Regions from separate parts of the Homo sapiens genome. Here region 2 is linked to region 1. A link is a contact called in ENCODE Hi-C or POLR2A ChIA-PET data. All regions are on one chromosome and are shown on one strand. Each heading gives the region's core, a stretch centred on a gene start or an enhancer-like site at or near the end of the contact. The rest is flanking DNA. Distances are from core to core; before and after follow the strand shown. Region 1 overlaps SYTL2 (synaptotagmin like 2). Region 2 overlaps SYTL2 (synaptotagmin like 2).

What was found. A loop is a pair of places that touch in the nucleus more often than their neighbours do. ChIA-PET counts read pairs that join two places held with the same protein, here RNA polymerase II (POLR2A). Pooled maps may share reads with other maps.
Region 2: a loop to region 1 is called in a map of PC-9, with 11 times the contacts of the local background. The contact joins two enhancer-like sites. A Hi-C loop is called at or near these places in 13 of 168 maps with a recorded cell type or tissue (CD8-positive, alpha-beta T cell, Caco-2, Calu3 and 8 more), 1 of 37 single-sample maps with no recorded cell type and 10 of 50 pooled maps. POLR2A ChIA-PET finds 5 or more read pairs at or near these places in 13 of 52 experiments (CD4-positive, alpha-beta T cell, CD8-positive, alpha-beta memory T cell, H1 and 10 more).

The regions. Positions count from the first base shown.
Region 1 is chr11:85,738,455-85,745,815 of GRCh38, forward strand. It overlaps SYTL2 (synaptotagmin like 2), which reads right to left. Exons shown (of 20, transcript NM_206927.4): 4 at 7,183-7,318. Among named protein-coding and RNA genes, the nearest start is that of CCDC89, 56 kb to the left of the region's middle. Within about 2 kb of position 4,522, at least 7 of the 41 ENCODE cell types and tissues checked have a DNase peak (open chromatin) inside an H3K27ac peak, as active enhancers do; they include PC-3 and PC-9, where a contact is called at or near this core.
Region 2 is chr11:85,785,032-85,792,392 of GRCh38, forward strand. The region is part of intron 1 of SYTL2 (synaptotagmin like 2); the gene reads right to left. Among named protein-coding and RNA genes, the nearest start is that of SYTL2, 22 kb to the right of the region's middle. Within about 2 kb of position 2,945, at least 5 of the 41 ENCODE cell types and tissues checked have a DNase peak (open chromatin) inside an H3K27ac peak, as active enhancers do; they include PC-3 and PC-9, where a contact is called at or near this core.

The DNA of each region.
Region 1 (7,361 bases), core at 3,272-5,771:
GGGGAGGGAACAGAATAGGAATGTATAATGGAGCCCGAATTAAGACTAATAGACACATTACAGGAGTCCTCCATTCCTGTAATAGGTGTGCACAAACTTGAATCAAGCTATCTAGAAACAGTGAAAAAAGAAACCTAGTCACTGATATAATTCAGTCTCTATATAATAAAAACAACCAATAGCTCAGAACCAGAAAGCAATTTCTCTTGAATGTCATTTTTAGAAGCCAGTGGGTGATATGAGGAACAACATCCCTATAGTCGATGCTATGCTCAGTTTCTCAGAGTGTTCTGCATAATCTTCCTTAGTAAATAAAGCAGTTACATAATCAGAAGACCTGAGCCAAGTGCTGATGGTTGGGGGTCTCTGTGGAACACCTGTCTTTTTCCACCATCTTTCTCCTTTCCCCTTCCCACTCACCAAGCCCAAAGGATAAGCAGAGTGTCTATATCCTTCTCCCTCTGCTCCCTGAAATTCCAGTTCCTGTGCCTCCAGGCCGCCAGCCTCAACAGCCCATATTGCAAATCATGTAGTCCCTACCTCCTAGAGATGAGGTCTCTCCCTTACTGAGCTGTACCTAGCTATGTATTTCATGTCTACTATGCAACCTCCTCTGTGTATACATATCTTACCTCGCATAGTAAAGTGGGAGATCCCTCAAGAGTATCTCAAACATCTTTATATCCCCTGCAGTGCCTTGCACAGTGCCTGGTACATAACTGGTGAATGGCTAAATAAACGAAGGCCAATTGAGCCAGTGCCAGGAGAAGCAGCAACAGATAGTAAGCAGGAGGCTGGCTTTTTTTTTTTTTTTTTTTTAATCCATGTTATTTGCAAAACTGCAGTGAGGCAGACTATTCAGGTATTAAACAAAATGTCTGTTTCCGCTATTCGGAAAGAAAAAGAGAGGAAGAAACAAAACAGTCAGAACACATAGTCAGACACTAAAATATTAGAAACACACAGGATTCATTCAGTTACCTTGTGGTTGGGATAGGGGCAAACTGGGATGAGGGGGGATACTCAGTTAAAGTTTACAGTCTGCTTAATAGGAAAAAATTAAAACAAGAGTCTTATTTCCTCAAATTTTGTCTGAAAATGCAGCTACTTCCTAGTAGCTTTGTTTCTCTCAAGGGATACTATAATGTTTTGCTTGTCTGTCTTTTATTGGGCAATCAGTACTGCAACCACCTTATTCTCAATTGATCCTTGCATCATCTCTATGTTATCTATCATTTTATCTATCATTCTCTCCATCTCACTTATGAAAAAACTGAGGTTCACAGAGGTTAAGTCACCTGCTTGATGTTACAAAATTGGCAAAAGAGCTGGGGATTTGAACCCAGGTGTGTCTGACTCCAAAGACAATCATGGTAATGGCTAGGCTATACTGCCTCTGGTTTCTTGCATTAAAGCAGTGGCTTGTGGCAAGAGGACTGGAGGCAAGTCTGGGTGATTCTTCCCTCCCAGAGACTCCCACATCTGTCTCTTCTACCTCTACTGACACCTCCTTTATTTGTGTCAACTCTATTGGCCTCACATTTGGCTTCCTGACTCCCAAGTTCCACTCTCCTAAACCATTCTACGTTCTACCACTACGCTGGAGTGGTCCAAAATGCAACTTTGGTGGTGTCTTTCTTCTGTTCATTACCTTTGCAGGATCCTCAAGGCCTGTGGAATGAAGTCTGAACTCCTTGGCAAGGTACTGGAGACCATCCACCATCTGCCCCAATATACTTCCCATTCTTCCTTTCTATTGACCTTTCATGCCAAACAAAATGGTCAATCTACTTACTGCCCCAGAAACTCACCTGACTCTGCTATTTCCACTTAACCTATTCCCAGTCCCTCCTTGTAAGTGTTCTTTTTGCTTTCTTTGTCTACCCAAATCGTCCCTATCCTCTTCATGCCCAGTCCAAATCTCACCTCTTATATCAACCTGGCTAGGAGTATGTCTCTCTTGCCTCAATTATTGCAGCACATTTTATTGGTACTTTGGATTAGGAATTTCCTTTCTTCCTGGCACTATTTGCTATCATGTGGTCATATCTTCATAAATCGGTGCATTATTTTTCCTAAGAGAATACAGAATAGAGCCAGATACTGTGTCTTCTGTTTCTTAGAATTCCTCTCAGAGGGTAGCAGACTGTGTCCTGAATATAAAAGATACTCCATACATTCCACATGATAAGATTTTTAAACTATGAAGCAAGCCAAATTCCATACCCTGTGTTCTGTAACCTTCCCTCAGGCACTCTTCAAAAAAGGAACTGCAACATTAGAAGCAGCACTCAGACAGAATTAGTTTACTTTGTTAAGAAGATTATTAAAATATTAGACTATGGTATTGGCATCAGGGTGCCCCTCCTAAAAGCATCTTCATTTTAATACAAGTCTTTGAAATCTTAAATAAAAAGAATAAATAACATCAGGAAGGGCCACTGGGGGAAGAGGTTTTACAGCCGTTTTAAAATTATACCACACAGGCAGCTGCCTGCTATACCCAGCCACAAGGTGCTTCTATGCACATGCAGTCATTTAAAAAAGGTTTTTAACGTTCACCAGCCTTTCTCTCTACAACAGTTAAAAATAGTAGCAGATATGCCTTTTTCTGAGGTTTTTTTTTTTTTCTTAGCTTAAATGTTGTTTATAGAACCAAATTCTACAAGTGTTGTTGACTTGTTTTTTGTTGTTTTGATCTCTCCCTTTGTACTGTGACTTCCTTGGGGGCTCAAGCTGTGTCTCATCCCCAGCACCCAGAACTGTGCTGGCATGTGTTGGCACTTAATGAAGCATGAACAAATGAGCAAACAAATGAAGAAACGGCTCAGGGATGGAGTGAGGGAAGCAAATTAGAAAATATCTTATCTGAAGCACCTCAAGTCAGTATTTCTTTAAGTAAAATATTACTTGTGAGTATACATAGTTCTCCAGTGTTCCCACTGTTCAGGCTACAGAGTTGTTGAACATGCATATAAAAGTATGAGGCATTTTTATGTCACAGTGAAACTATTCTTACTACAACTGATATGAGTAAATCTGAGCTCTTATAGAATTAAGAATTATTATTTTAAGAGTTCAATATAAATGACTTTGTAGGCCAGGCCTCCAAGAAATGAAATCTTCACATTACTAGATTTGCTATCAATCCTGGGAAAAAATATCAGATGCATTATCTCAGATTGGCTCATCTCTACCCTGCCTTTGGGAGCAAGCTAGGTACCTTACACTCATCTTAATACTAGGGGTAAACGCAATAGCTAATCCTTCTGGGAGAGGGAAATTAATATCTACGAAAGACTTTCAGGAAAAAGAGCATTGTGGGGGAAAACTAAGAGCTAAAGATGTGGCTTTAATTGATTGGTTCCTATTCAACAGACGGTAAGAAGGAGACTGGTGTCAGAAGCATCCCTAAGGCACAGGCAATGAAGCACAAAGACTTACCAAATAGTGTTTTAATTCTACCAAAAACAAAGTTAGGTGTAAATGCACAGTTTTTCTTGCAAGGAAATTTATCATTTTCTTGCGATTTTACAGGTAAGTGCCCAGAAGAAAACCTGCCAATGCCATGGACTGAAATACAACAGTGAAGGGTTGATCTTGTTCTCCCTGAACTCATTTGGGAGACATTCTCTAGAGATGTTTGATTACTAGCCATTACAAACCTCTGCAGCAGCCAAGCCTCCTTACAAGCCAAGGACAGGGCATGGCCACGCAGAGGTTTATTGGCTACCTCCTGCAGTCTAGTTCTCCATCTTGAATGCTCTTCTCTCATAGCTATGCAAATCTGAGAGGGCCCTCAAATTCTCCTCTATTTTTCTATAATTGCCAGGGCTTATGGGGACACTTCTGAAGTGACAGCTTCTTAGTAAAACCAGAACAGACCTAATTTGATAGTCAGGAAACATTATACCTCATTTACGGACAGGGTCCTGACCTTCATGGGATGAGTCTTCATTCTGTACTCCCCACCTTGGCTCAGCCATGTCCTGTGGATTACTGTGTACATATTCAAGAGTTATTTTCTGTTGTGGGGGGCACACAATGTGCTATCAGCATATGGTTCATGGACCAGTGCCCATCCATGCACTGTTTGCCACTGGTTCACAATGAGATAAGTACAGAAACGGAGGCTATGTGCTGAAGAACTATTTATAGCAAACATGATCGACGGGCTTATCTTTTGCATGCCACTGTTGTTTTCTGTATTTTATTTTTCTAGTATTTATTTTCATTATATTTTACATAAGATATCAATCTGTGATGATTAGAAATAAAAACTTTAAAATGAAACAAAACTAGTCCTTCACTACAAAGGGTTTATGAAGTGCTGGTCCAACCAACACTGCCCACCTGAAAAGTCTGTAACCAGAACTAGAAATGTGAGCATTCAGGGTTTTCCTTTTGCTACTCCAGAACAAGCCTTATTTTCTTCTCCTCTGCTCATAAACCTCTCTGCTTCCTTGTACTCCAGGTGCAAACAAAGGTGAGTTAAGAAAGAATGCAGTCAGCTGCCAATGCTTGACTACATGCTGGGTACCCACAGTGTTTTACTTCTTCATGTGTGGAACCCCACAGAATCGTGCCCACAACAGAAAGAAAGATGTTGCCACAGAGCCTATTAGCAAAACTCCAGAAACTACAATAACCAGCCTATCACCTTACACTCCCCAACTTCTGACTCCTGGCTAAGGAAATACTGACAGGTATTGAGTCATTCTATTAAAGTTCACTTAGTCTAAAAGTACAGGCCCCAAAATACACTTAACACACCCAGTTCACAAAGGTTAAAGTATAGGTAAGAAACATTGCAGGAACTTGATACTGAGTAAGGTAGTAGTTTCTAATATAGAAAGAAGGAAGTAAAAAATAGCTCATTCTAACTTTCTGGATAATTACCACCCATGGCATGTGTTATAGGACTGGCCTTTAATGAGCAAAGCATCCTGGATACGCCTAACATCTTTATTCTTGCCTTCTCAAACATACTTCATCCATGTAATAATAACAATTTTCATGCCACCGGAAAATGGCCAATTTTCTTTCTTCCTGAGAAATGCTGACTGATTCTCATACCTTGTTTCATTTAATCTCACAATGTCCTGGTGAGGAAATTCTGTTCTGATTTACAGATGAGACCTGAAAGACTTGCCTGAAGTCACACAAGGAATGCAGAAAATAACGGAGATGCTAATCTTGAATACTATGTTATTAGCCTCAAGTTGAGGAAGAGTGGGAGAATACCCACCAGCCCCACGGTTCATGAAGAAAAAGTTAGGCTATGAGGACAGTGGCACCTCTGACCCTCAGGCCCACTGAGATAGAATAAGTTCCTGGAAGAAGGATGGAAAGTCTGACCCAGATAAAATGGGGCAATGAGCTATTTGTCTCTGATGCTCCCAAATCATCTCCTTTCCCCTTCTGTGGCACCTGCTCCCTCCTCCCTCAGCTGGTCAGTGTTCTAGTGCTCCCCAGTCCCCATCAAAGCCAGCTCTTAAGAGCTTCTCTCAGCTTCTTGGTGGTAAATATAAATAACTATGTTCTCTCTCTTTGTGTTTCTTTAACATGACAATATTTTAGGTCTCATCTTTCTTTATGAAGGAAGGCCTTCATTCCATTAGAGAGATTATAGGCAGGTGGCAAGTGGGGAGTCACCCAGGGGGACAGAATAGTGTGTCCTTCACACTCCTTCCTGGTGTTCCTGAAATATCTTATATGTAGGCAAGAGCTCATGCTTCCATTTCTTGAGCACTTACTACGTGCTAATGGGCTGCACTGGGAATTCTATATTCACTGGCTAATTAACTTCTCAGTAATTCTGCTAGCAAACTATTAATATTATTGTTCCCATTTTAAAACTGAGGAAATAAAAGTCCAAGGAGTTAAGTCAGTACTACTGTAAGGTCACATTATCAATTAGTGACTACTATTAAGGTGTTTTATCCCCAGCAAAGATGGCCTCTACAGATATAAAAGAATATTACAAATAGTCCCAGAGGGGAAACAGTGCAGCCTGCCATTCATGGGAAACAGAATGATCCCCTTTCCAAATGGGAAATAGATAAATAAAGGGTACCCTTAGAGTACCCATAGAGTCAGTATTCCATTATCCACATGATATAACTTTACTCATATTTGACTTTAAAATACCTATTGGTACTTATATCATATACCCTCCCTGACACCTATAAACTATGCTAGAAATATCCCTGTTTCCAGGTGCCTCAGCCTTAGACCCTGATTCAGTGACATCCCACCAGTAAATTCATCAACTTCATCCCAATTGAAGACTCTGAATTGAACTAACTTAATTGAGGAGCTACAGGTAAAAGGCAACTGCCCCTCTCACTAAAGGGTAACAACTATGCCCTCAAGGAACAGACACCCATGAGAAGATCCTTAAATACCTAAAAACAAATCATTATGGCTCAAAAGGTTTATAGCAATGTAGGCCCACAATTGGCTGCATCTCAGCAAAGATGTACAAATGTACATTTTGATTGGTCAGATAACAACATGTAGGAAAAACACCAAAAAACCCCAAGACTATAATATTGAAGATAATCTATATCCTTAAGAGGCATTTACTGAGTATCTATCATGCCAGGTATTCTACATACCTTATCACTAATTCTTGCCATAGCTTTTCAGGTATATATTATTGTTCCTAGCTATAGTTAAGAATATAGACTCAGAAAGGTTAAATGTCTTGCCCATAGTCAAATGGCTAATAAATCGCAGATTCGGCAATTGAATTCACATCTATCTGGTTCTTGTGCTTGAGCTTCTTCCATTGCACTAGGCTGTTACAATCTGATCATAGTTTATCTTTTCCCTGAAATGACTTATTCCTTGATATTCAAATTGAAGTACCTCTTCATTCTACTCTAAGGAGAAATCCATGGGAGAAATAAAAACGGCTCTTGCTGGTACTGGAAGAAATCACCACTTAACATTTTTATTTTATTTAAGATATAGATTTGTTGGAAATTCTGGAAGCTGAGAAAGAGTACCACTTGGGCTTTATCTGCATCGGGGCCCAGAATTCTCTCATACACTGCCCCTTCCCCATGCCCATGACCCCAGTCTGGCATCTGTACTCATAGCCTGCCATTCTGCCCATGTGACACCCCAGGCCATGAAAGCCACATGCAGCAGCTCTCCCCAGAAGCTTTGCCTTACCTCGGGCTTGCTGGTGCTGCATCTTCTTCTGGCTCTTCTACAACGCCAGCCAGCTCTGGAGGAAGGAAAGCATCTTTGTTGACATTATTCACCCAGCTTTCCTTTGCCCCATTTTCTCTGTCTTTACTCTGCTCAGCTGAAACAGGAAACAGTAAAGACAGGAAGGTTATCTCTCACCT
Region 2 (7,361 bases), core at 1,695-4,194, 45 kb after region 1:
GAGGCTTCAAGGTAGAGAGGGAGAAGTGGGAGGTGAGAAAGGGGAAATTTGAGCCAAGAGAAATGCCACACCCATTCCACATGGAAACCACAACCATGTATGGTCGCTGAGTGAAAAGGACTTGAGTGCCCAGCTAAGAGCTGGAAGGCAAAACACCAATGAGGTCCCCTCTGTGGAATTCAGTCTTTCACCTCAGGATAAAGGTTTTTGTAATTCTCAACAAAACTAAAATGAAAAGACATTAACTAAATACCAAAATGGATAGGACAGAGTTTCAGGATGAGCTCAAGCAAGCAACACAGCTGGACCCAGGACAGCCAGAAATGAACCCCCGTCAGGTACGGAAAACAGAAGGAAAAGTGGGATTTTGCCTTTTCCCTTAACTATTATTCAGAAAGTGTTTACTATCTTCCTAAAAGTAAAAATCCTTGTCTAACAGTTTTATAAAAAGAAAAACAGATCTTAAAACAATTGTTGCAGAAACTTCTTCCATTTCTGTTTCTAAAATAATTCAAAACACTAATTTTTAAGATTTTTAATGAGAATTTGAATCATCATGAAATCTTACAGAAAATATGAGTTGGCTCAGGAGAATTAAAGAAGGTATACTCCCCAAGTTTTAACTCTCAAGGTCAATCAGAGTCCGCAGGAGCTTAAATGAGGCTCATGGTCTGGACTGGCTGTTTTCCTCCAAAGAAGCTACATATTAAGATGTATGAAGCCTGAGAGTCAACAGATTTTCACTCATCTATTTCTCAGTAGAATGTAAGTAGCACAATGCCTAGCTCAAAAAATACCTGTTGAATGAGTGCTAAATGAAAGAATAAAATATTCCCAAGGAAGGAATGACAGTGACTTCCACTTCACGCTCTGCCTAAGGTTAGACCTGACTATGTTACATAATACTATGTTTAAAAAAGTCCTGTTCATTCCAGCTTTATTTGTAATAGCCAAAAATTAGAAATAACCCCAGTGCTCTTCAACAGGTGAATGGTTAAACAAACTCTGGTACATCCATACCGTGGGATACTACTAAGCAACAAAAAGGAAAAACTCTTGATAGACACAACTTGGATGAATCTCAAGGGAATTGTGCTAAATATAAAAAGGCCAATCCTAAAAGGCCACTACTGCATGGTTCTGTTTATATGACACTCTTGAAATGGCAAAATTATAGAAATGAAGAACAGATTAGTGGTTGATAGGGGTTAGGGATGGGGGCTGTGGAGGCTGTAGGGAGGTGGGTGTGATTATCAAAGAACAAATGGAAAGAATCTGTGGTGGTGTAACTGGTCAGTATCTGGCCAGTGATGGTTGACACATGTGATAAAATTGTATACAACTTAATACACACAGGCCCATATGCACACACACATTAGTAAACTGGAAAAAGTCTATGCCAATATCTGAGTTGTGATATACTATAGTTGTACAAAATGTTACCATAGGGGAAACTGGGTAAAGGGTACACGGATCTCTGCACTATTTCTTACAGCCTCATGTGATCTACAATTGTCTCAAAATAAAAAGATTAATTTAAAAACATTCTGAAGCGACCTCTCCTCTGCTACCATCAGCACTACCAGTTTGAGAGTGTGTGTATGTGTGTGCATGGCAGGTCGAGAGAGGGGGCATCAACACATAAAACTTAACCACCTCCACAGAGCTCTCTATGGGGAGTTTAGAGGCATCTCTAACTTCCTTTAAACTTCCAATGCACCAATTGTTTTTCACACAACCTAAATTTTGCTCTTATATTAAAAACAAATATTTCAGGACTCTTATCTCCATATCTGGGATAAAAGGTCATGAAGTAAGCATTCTTACTTACCATGAGAGCCCATGTTTTATACCTGTTTGATACCCTCTCAGTGCCTAGCACAATGCTCAACCCAGAGTAGAGCCTGAATAAAAGTGCTTTTAATAAATGGATAAGCAAATGAATGGATGGATGAACTTTCTCATCATAGTAGAACCAGATAAGCTGAAAATTCACAATGTTTTTGCTCCAATTTTCTCAACTTCAAAAGGTCAGCAATAGGTGTGCCCACCTGCCTCACAGGCCTGGGGAGAGGATCCGAGCCTGCTGTAGTAGCAAGTGCATACATAGCTTTGTTTAGAGATCTGCCCTAATTATTTCTTGTGTGTTCTTGTGCCAGCTTATTTCTCTGAACCTGCGATTTCCCATTTGTAAAATGTGGGATAATATTTATTTCTGCAAGGCTGCTATGTGAAGGAGACATGGTGTTCATAAAAGGCCTTGCTCAATGTCACCCTCACTAGATGATCACTAAATGTTTTCACCCTTCCATAGATACTTCCAGGAACTAGTGCTCACCTCATAGCTCAAAATAGCAGCCATTTCTTAGTAACTTTATGGTTTTTTATAAATAAGTAACCAGTGTTGTATTCATGTAGCATCTTCCTCTAAAGATCAAACTTTGCTTACATTTCCAGTGGCAAAGTAGTGTGGACAAAGTAAATGTAGATAGAGGATGGAGTAAATGGGAAGAGACAAGTTCAAGTGGAAGATGACAAGGGCATTTGTGGGTAGCTGTTAGGACTGTACCGCAAGTCCTCTCCCACTACATCACTTCAGAAAGCAACTTGTCTTGGGCTTGGTCTCCTCCCCAATGGTTTATTTCTTTTTTCTGTTTTTTTTTCTTTTCCTTTTTTTTTTTTTTTTTTGTATTTTTATGGTATTTAGTATATTCATACCCAAGGCAGCCTAGATAATGGAGGAAGACACCTGAAAAGTCTACTGGCCTCTAAGAATGGTGGGCTAGAGGTATGGAAAGGAAGGAGAAGGGGCCTCTGTTTATTTTCTCTGCTGTGAAAGCTACTTGTACTCAGGAAATATCTACTGCTTCCTTCTCAGGGCTGGGAATGCCCTAGTCTGTTCTTACCCAAGGGTGGTAACTTTTCCTCCAAGTGTGCAGCTGTCTGAAAATATATTTGCTCTTGATGTGTCACCGGGTCATGAGTAGTTATCTGAGAAATACTTTACACATGGGTGTCTCCTGAGCCCAGGCAGTGGAGATATTTGCTTACCCATGGGGCAGGGAAGGACAAACAGGGGATATGGTTCCAGGGTCCAGTTTTTAAAGACTATGCTAATTCAGTCAGTTTGTCAACTGCATTTTGAACCCTAACTATGTGCCTGGCCTCTGATGAAAATGAGAAGGACTTTTTCTAAGGTAATAATGATACTGAGAGAGGTGACATTTTTTATTAGTTACTAAATGCCATGTCTTCTTCTTAAGACTTTGCACGCTTTATCTTATTCAGTCTTCGCAACAAGTTTGTGAGATGAGTCATATTATTAACCTCCTTTTAGGTAAGAAAATGGGGTACAGAAACAGTAAGTTGCAGAGTTAGTGTCAGATCCCAAAGATAAGGGAAGTAAATAGCATGTTTTCTATTAGTTGAACCAATTGCTTATAAATATGTTGTGAAGCTGTGAAATATACACAAGTTGTGAAAAAGACACCATGCAAAAGTCTGGAAACTTGCCAAAGTAATCACATCACCTTTAATAATGAGTGTGGAAATGTACCTTCTGGGTTCCAGAGACCCTTAGTTCATCCAGGTTTCTAAGGCATCCATTACATCATAGTAAAATAGCTAACATTCCTTTTCCCTTCCTCTTTGTCAATAGCTGCTCTGACCTTAATTATCTGTAGAAGGCCTCTAGGATGAGATTTTTGACAATATGCATTACAAGTAAAATTATTCTATAATTATAAAAAAAAAAGAAAGGAAATGAGAAGGAATCATCCATGACTGAGACACAGAATGTCCCCTCCCTTTATAGAGCTCATGGTCTCATTCTGCATACTCACATTTGGTTGCTTTACTTCTATCATAATAATCTTGTGTGGCACACAGCACATGTGTCAAAGCAACGGTCTCAAAAATAGAATATCATTCCACACATGTTCCCTATAACAAGCAGAAGAATATGAAATAGAGATAATATAAAGATATGTCCCTGTTAGACAACAAAGGTTTGGCATATCTTGCAAACCTCAAAAAGATGAATGTTCTTTCCAGAAAAATTACACATTTTATTTATTTATATATTTATTTATCATTTTGAGATAGGGTCTCACTCTGTTGCCCAGGCACAATCCTAGCTCACTGCAGCCTCGACCTCCTGGGCTCAAGCAATCCTCCCATCTCAGCCTCCTGAGTAGCTGGGACTACAGGCACACACCACCATACCTGGCTGATGTATGTGTGTGTGTGTGTATATATATATATATTTATTTATTTATATGATGTGTGTGTGTATGTGTGTGTGTGTGTGTATATATATATATATATATATATATATATATATATATGTATATATATATATATATATATAATTTTTTTTTTTTTTGTAGAGACAAAGTCTCCCTATCTTGCACAGGCTGGTTTTGAACTCCTGGGCTCAAGCAAGCCTCTCACCTTGGCCTCCCAAAGTGTTGGGATTACATGTATCTTCCACCGCCCCTGGCCAAATTATACATTTTGAAAGCCTTATCAGTTTTATTCTCTTCCTTTTTGATACAATTAACAATAGCATATACTTATTAGGTACTTACTATGTGCCAGGTACTATACTAAGCCCTTCAAAGAATCATCTCAATCTTTTAAACAATCTTATGAGTGATGCACATAATATTATTCCTATTCTATTGATGAGGAAACTTCAGCTTAGAAAGAACAAGGGATGTAAACCCAGGATCAACAGATTCCGAACAAATGTGGATCTCTACATTAAGCTGTAATATTATATGCTTGCTTGGTTTAGAGAGAAGGCCAAAGTTATGATTTCTATTATTGAAATAAGAATGTATACAGTATAGATCCTTCAAAACATATTAGGGTGAACCAGTATTAAATTGCCAATACCGGTTGAGTATCCCTTATCCAAAATGCTTGGGATCAGAACTGTTTGGGATTTTTGGATTTTTTTTCAGATTTTGGAATATTTGCATATATATAAGATATCTTGGGGATGAGACCCAAGACTAAACCCAGATTCGTTTGTCTCATATACACCTTATACACACAGCCTGAAGGTAATTTTTTATAATATTTTTAATACTTTTGTGCATAGAACAAAGTTTGTGTACACTGAATCATCAGAAAGTGAAGATGCCAGGTGTGGAATTTTCCACTTGTAGGGTCATGTCAGGGCTCAAAATGTTTAGGTTTTGGAACATTTTGGATTTCAGATTAGAGATGCTCAACCTGTATACAACTGTTTTGACCTACAGAAATAGCAATTTCACTTGGTTCAACCTAATATAATATCAAGAGACAGAATGACCTAAGCCTATCCCAAGCACAACCCCTGACTAGCTGTATGAATTTTAACAAGTCACTTAACATTTCTAGACTTCACTTGCTTTACTGCATAATATAAAGCATAACTATAAAAGTTAGACTGGATTTGTCTTTAGGTTCCCCAGCTCCATAATTATAAGAGAAGAGGTGAGGAGAAGTATAATTTATTTGTTCAACAATTATTTATTAAGTACCTACAATGTGCCCAACCCTGTGCCTTCTCTCCCATTCCAGGTTCACCTGTATTTCAAAGACAGGCTCCCAGTAGCTTCCCATGATTCCAGGGATTCTACATGTTAGAAATAAAGAACAAACTTGAAGATTCTCGCTTGTCTGTTCAGGATAACTGGGATGTGCCCTATGGTGCTGGCAGGTCCTCCCAGATCACAATTCCACAGCAGAAGAGATAAACATAGGACCTGGAAACCACTTTAATGTGAAGAGATGAAATGCAGCAGAAGAAATGTTCATGTGAACAAATGTGTATCTTCCAATAAAAAAGAAATATCAGTAGGCTGGGCGTGGTGGCTCATGTCTGTAATCCCAACATTTTGGGAGGCTGAGGCAGGTAGATCACCTGGGGTCAGGAGTTTGAGACCAGCTTGACCAACACAGTGAAACCTCGTTTCTACTAAAAATACAAAAAAAATTAGCCGGGCATGGTGATGCACACCTGTAATCCCGGCTACTTGGGAGGCGGAGGCAGGAAAATTGCTTGAACCCCAGAGACGGAGGTTGCAATGAGCCAAGATCACGCCACTGCACTCCAGCCTGGGCAGCAGAGCTAGAGTCTGCCTCAAAAAAAAAAAAAAAAAAAAAAAAAAAAACAACCTTAGTAAATATTCTGGCTCACAGAAAATATCTTACTTTACTTGTACCTCCCAGGAAGACAATGATTTAGACTTTTAACTTAAAAATATACAAAATTCCACAAAGAAAGAGCCCTCACTCAGCTTTGCTGGGTACAGCACCTTAGCAACTAGCCACAATCTTTGCAATGATTAAGGATTGGGAGTAGAGAGATACAGAAAAACATTAAACAGCAAGTTCAAAGACACCAATTCAATACCTAGCTATGTGACTCACTAGCTTTGTGAGCCTGGACTTAACATTCAGCCAGCCTCAGCCTCAGTATCTCATCCATATAATGAGGATTGGGATGATGAACTCTAAACATCTTTCCTGTTCTAAAGGTCAACCAGTTCCTTATCATCTAAGTTTTTACCATCTAACTGCCATCTGTTCCCTTTTGTACTACTATCCATTGTGAACACAGCAAACAGTTGTTTTCCAATGTGCCTGCAATAGCTCTTCAAATACGTACCTGAAGACTCTTTTGACTCCCTCTCTTCTAACATAAGTCAATGGCCCAGATGGAGTCATGTGGTTAGCAAGATGTTTGGAATAACTCATGTGGAGTCATATGTCTAAACTTGGAGCCATAAGGAAGGGAATACATGCAGCAAAGAGCTGCTTGCTTTCTCAACATCTTGTAACTGAGAAAGGCCCATAACTCCCAATCTCATTTCCTGGGAATTCTACCAGCAGCTGCGATAGGATTACAAAAGTTGCAAGAGAAAGGGATTAATAACCTTGATGAGCTGACCATCTAGCTGAGAAAACTGAACCTATAGAAAGTATATAACTGGCGAATTGTATAGAACAGATTATTACTACATACAAAATTTGGGGATGTACCCAGTAAGAGTCACAGGAAGTTAGACAAAAAAAATGGTTAGATGAGGGGTATAGTCTGCTCCAGGGAAAGCCTATTGCTCTGTAGGAGGTCAGACTTTGAATCACTGAAGAGGACATGACTTACTTGGGAAACCATGACACCAACCCAGCCTCTAGTGGGTGGTGATCTTCAAATTAGGGGTGACTTGGGGCTCTGCCAATAGAGTTCTCTCAAACCCACCCTAACGGGGTAGTTAAGAATAGACTATCTGACAGGGCAGTGGAGGCAATTGCAAGCCAAATGTCACTTGGCTTTTCTATGTTCTAAGTCAAGGATGTTCATTTCT